2 separate regions of the Homo sapiens genome follow, and region 1 is linked to region 2. A link is an interaction called in ENCODE POLR2A ChIA-PET data of the cell type or tissue named here. Cell type or tissue: OCI-LY7. All regions are shown on one strand.

Region 1 (2,500 bases), 230 kb after region 2:
TCAATGTGATCTACATTATCTACATACAACAGGCTACAGAAGAAAATTCATGTGTAATCACATCATTTGATACAGAAAAAGCATTTGACAAAATGCAACACCCTTTCATGATAAAACCTGGGTCTGTTCCCTGCCCAATAACTGCATAAAAGGGAATAAATTTGTGACTATTGAGAATGAAGAATGTTCCATCAGCTGATGAGAGATTTGGCAAGTGTCTAGAAGACAAGAAATGATGGATGAACCAAGGTGGAAGACATGCTCCAATCCAGAACATAAACTGCCTTATGGAGAGGCCCACCTGACGTGGAATTGAGGGAGGCCTCTGCCCAAAAGCTAGTGAAGAACTGAGGTTCTTAGTCCAACAGTTCATGAGGAACTCCCTGCCATCAATCATGTGAGAGAGCTTGGAAGTGACTCTCCCAGTCAAGGCTGCAGATGATAGCACAGACTTGGCTGAAAGCTTTATGAGAGACCTTGAAGCACGGGTACCTAGGTAAACCATGCTCAAATTCCTGACCAATAGAAACTGTGAAAAAAAAATACTTCTTGTTATAAGCTGCTAAATCTTGGTATAATTTGGAAGGCAGACATGAGAAGGTATGAATTCCATTTCCAGCAGTAATTGAATTGGTCATAGAGCAAGTTTGAAAATCTTTATGACACCAATTATACATGTTTCTTCTTTTTTTGTTTCTCTTGTGCCTGTATCAACATTTCACTCATGATACACTAAGCTTCCCTTCTTTTAAGCTCCACCTATTTCTTAAAACTTTCCAATTAAAGTGGCTGAATGCAATAATCAGCCAGAGACTCTGTGCTTTTCTGTCTAATGACAAAAAAAAAAAAAAAAGGAAAACTCTCCATCTGGGTAGAAATTGATAATTAGCCATATCCAATTCCTGGACATCTGGCTTTTAAATGAAACTGAGCATAGCAATGTCTCCTCCCTCGGCATTATTTTACTGAAAGTGCTACGTATTCTTCTAGTACTTAAAGGGACAGCACCAATGTAACTTGAATATCAAGTTACTAAAGATTTGTCTCAATTGTTTTTCATACTACCAAAATCTTAGCTGTTTATCATAGAAAATTTGGAAACTCCAGAAAATCTCAAGAAGAAAGAAAAAAATCTCACCATTCAAGATAAGAATTGTCACCATTTTGGTGGTGCTCTTTCCAGGTTTACTTTAAAATGAAAGGCATTTCAGAATAACAATATTGCCCTCTACAATAAATCCTCATTTTATAAAAGCATATTTTAATGAATAAAATTTAACAAAGAAAACCAAATCATTTATTTCACTGAAATTCACATCAATATCTTGACACAGTTTATGGTTTGGCTGATGACATTGATAATCCGCCCTAACAACCAGTCTGAGTAGCTCAGGGGAACATCCCACAAGACCAAAGCAGCCCCAGCAGCACGTTGAGAGCGGTGGGGCTCAAGAGAAACAACATATGTTTGCATCCGCTCTCCCTTCATGCTGCTACAGCTCCCCCGTCATTTGGGGTTGGGGAGGGATCCAGAGACTTGCACCAAGATCTTTAGTAGACTGGAACCAGCTTAAAGAACTGAGAGAAAGTCAGTTTAGAGATTTTATGAGTTGGCAATTACACACAGCTATTATTAAAAATTAAATAATATAAAATTGCAATTCAATAAATTATATTGAAAACAAAGGTAATAAGCACTCAAAACTCATCACTTTCAAATCATTTTCTCACATTTAACCATTTCCTATGCTCCTGATGCCATTCCATCTCTTGTATCTAAATGGTGGAAAAACTGTATAATGTTCTAGGGCACATCTACTCAAAACACTAAGTTCAATGATGTCACATTGGTAGTTTGAAATTGGCCAGAGCGAGAGCATTTACACCAGGGAACTCAAGAAATGCTCAAAATCTGGGCTTGACTTATTGTTTTGTTGATAGTCTAGTGATGGAGAAAATGTTAATGCTGTACATTAAAGTTAAAAGCGTGTCACGTCTATTGCTCTTACTTTGCGAATAGCACACAGATTGAGGAAATATTATTCCGGTATTTAAAAACCATTATCAAATTCTTCCAAGTCGCTCACATTATAGACAAATAAATAAAGTTCTAACATATATCTTTGTTGTTTCATTTTCATCTTACTCATTAATGACTAAGAAAATATCAGCCAGGATTCTTGTCAAAACTACACTTGTTTGTTATTTATAATGATAGGTTGGCTACAGATACAAAAGTTCAGCAAAAATCAATGAAACAATCATGGGCAAAAATCAGGAGAATTATTGGCTATATGAAAGTCACATTAAAGAACATTTTCTGTTTTGCTAATATTTATACACTATGTGCTATATACTCTTTTTTCTCTATTTTTTCTTTTTGTTTGTTTTTTTTTTTTTGAGATGGAATCTTGCTCTGTTGCCCAGGCTGGAGTGCAATGGCATGATCTCGGGTCATTGCAACCTCTGCCTGCGGGTGCAAGCAATTCTCCTGTCTCAG
Region 2 (2,500 bases):
GTCAGTTTCTTTATTTATGTTAACTATATTTACCTGATGTCTCATCACGAAAGGAAGTGGGCAAAATTGTCTGACTCCTTCTGGTCCTTCTCTCACATGAAAAGAAAAGCAAAACTTCTTGCCACCCTGTAGGCTAGGAGGCAAATGTGGATTGTTCTCTATAGTTGGACCCATACCCCAGGGTGAGTGAACGCCGTATTATCCTGGTATGGAATCCAAACCCCAGGCTTTATCTGGAACTGGACTAACTGGTCTTGAGCATAGAGAAACAACCTATTAGTGACTTGTTTTCTCCTATTAGTCCACTGTGCAGATACTATTAGAGAAACGTCAAGGAGAAATAAAGGACACTTTTTTTTTTTTTTTTTTTTTGGTAAGATGGAGTCTTGCTCTGTCGCCCAGGCTGGAGTGCAGTGGCGCAATCTCGGCTCACTGCAAGCTCCGCCTCCTGGGTTCACACCATTCTCCTGCCTCAGCCTCCCGAGTATCTGGTACTACAGGTGCCCGCCCCGAGGCCCAGATAATTTTTTGGTATTTTTAGTAGAGACGGGGTTTCTACATGTTAGCCAGGATGGTCTCCATCTCCTGACCTCGTGATCTGCTTGCCTCGGCCTCCTGAAGTGCTGGGATTACAGGCGTGAGCCACCGCACCTGGCATAAAGGACATTTTTAAACCTGGTGAGAAATCTCTAGATTTGTGTGCAATAGCAATGACATATTAGTAATTTCACATAAAAATACTTTTGCTAAACTAAAGGATATTTCCATGTTGGTTTATTCTCAACTGTGAGCACTAATTTTTAAAAATCAACTTCCTGTTTGATAAGGGGAGAAATACATTAAAATGCTTTGTCCATATTTTCAGTAGAAAATGTTTAAGAATAGGACAAATGAGGTAAAGAAAATGTAATTCAAATATATTCAATGAAACATGGTGATTTTCACATTTTATTTCCTTCAATGCTCTTTCTTAAATTACATTCAGACTCTACATTTTCCTCCCATCGTCTGGCAAGTCCGTGTCTCAGGTTTTGTTTACTCTGTCTTTTTCCCTTTTTATTCTGATGACATGTCATCATAAGCCTCCTGCAGCAGAGGGAGGGTGTATGTGCCAACAGGGCTGTGTCTGCAGGGGCTGAGGGTCTCCTGCCTGTCTCATTGGTGCCATACCAGGGTACCCTACAAATGCAGGGGTGGGGGAAAGGAAGGAAGAGATTACCTGACAAATTATGCTGTACCTCTTCTTCCTAACATGAGTAAGAACAAATGTGTTTGATGACTTCAACTTGTTTTCTTACCCTGAAGAAACAGTTTGTGTAGAACAAAAGTGACCTGATCTGAGTTCTCCAGCAGAATTTTCTTCTCTAGCTCACAGAGGGTATAATAATAGTATTTGCCTCATCCCAAGTCAGTTCAACTTCCTCCTTAGAAACTGCCAAAGTTGGCCAGGTGCAGTAGCTCATGCCTGTAATCCCAGCACTTTGGCAGGCTGAGGCGGGCGGATCACAAGGTTAGGAGATCGAGACCATCCCGTCTAACACGGCAAAACCCCATCTCTACTAAAAATACAAAAAAAAAAAAAATTAGCCGGGTGTGGTGGCGGGTGCCTGTAGTCCCAGCTACTCAGTAGGCTGAGGCAGGAGAATGGCATGATCCCAGGTGGCAGAGCTTTCAGTGAGCCAAGATTGCGCCACTGCACTCCAGCCTGGGGGACAAAAAAAAAAAAAATTGCCAGTGTCAACCGGTTCCAGGCCAACCTTCTTCACAGCCTCCAAAACAGATCTCATCTATCTAGTTCCCAGATCTAACAGCATCTGGCACACAGGATATATTTAGTAAATATGAGTAAGTGAATAGTTTGAGACCTTAGGCAGGGTTCTGGGTTCTTATTTTCTGCATCTCTTTCCTCTGCTATGAAAGAATCTAAGGTTTACAGTGCTGATGGGATAAACTAGGATCCCATACTCCCCGAATCTGATTGTAATTTACTAAAGTCAAGAATAATGTAATATTTCTCTATCTCAATTTTAGAGGCTGGGCATGATGGCTCACTCCTGTAATCCCAGCACCTTGGCAGCCTGAGGTGGGAGGATTGCTTGAGCTCAGGAGTTCAAGATCAGCCTGAGCAACATGGTGAAATGCCATCTCTACAAAAAATACAAAAATTAGCCAGGCTTGGAGGCATGTGCGTGTAGTCCCAGCTACTTGGGAGGCTGAGGTGAGAGGATGGCTTGAGCCTAGGAGGCAAAGGTTGCAGTGAGCTGAGATTACACCACTGCACTCCCGTCTCGGTGACAGAGCCAGACCTTGTCTCAAAAAAAAAAAAAAAAAAAAAAAAAAAATTACACCTAGCTGTGTTTTTTTTCTTTCTTAAATTATTTAAACACTTATTTTGCATCAAGTACTCTTCTAAAAACATTACAAATAGTAACTCACCTAACCATGATGAGAACTCTGTGAAATAGGTACTATTTTTATCCTTGTTTTACAGATGAGAGAC

Evidence for each region. Peaks named below come from ENCODE experiments on the same cell type or tissue, not always from the same donor. Only the 100,000 strongest peaks of a DNase experiment are listed, where the experiment ranks them.
Region 1: POLR2A ChIA-PET joins it to region 2 with 8 read pairs; 7 of 35 experiments call an interaction of 5 or more read pairs at or near these places.

Annotation. Positions count from the first base shown.
Region 1 is chr5:112,695,919-112,698,418 of GRCh38, reverse strand. No RefSeq gene overlaps it. Among named protein-coding and RNA genes, the nearest start is that of APC, 41 kb to the left of the region's middle. In OCI-LY7, no CTCF peak of the experiment used is centred here; no DNase peak of the experiment used is centred here.
Region 2 is chr5:112,927,123-112,929,622 of GRCh38, reverse strand. All of the region lies in intron 1 of LOC105379123 (a long non-coding RNA gene), which reads right to left. Among named protein-coding and RNA genes, the nearest start is that of REEP5, 6.1 kb to the right of the region's middle. In OCI-LY7, no CTCF peak of the experiment used is centred here; DNase peaks (open chromatin) are centred at 72, 1,432 and 2,262; H3K4me3 peaks cover 2,500 bases; H3K27ac peaks cover 2,500 bases.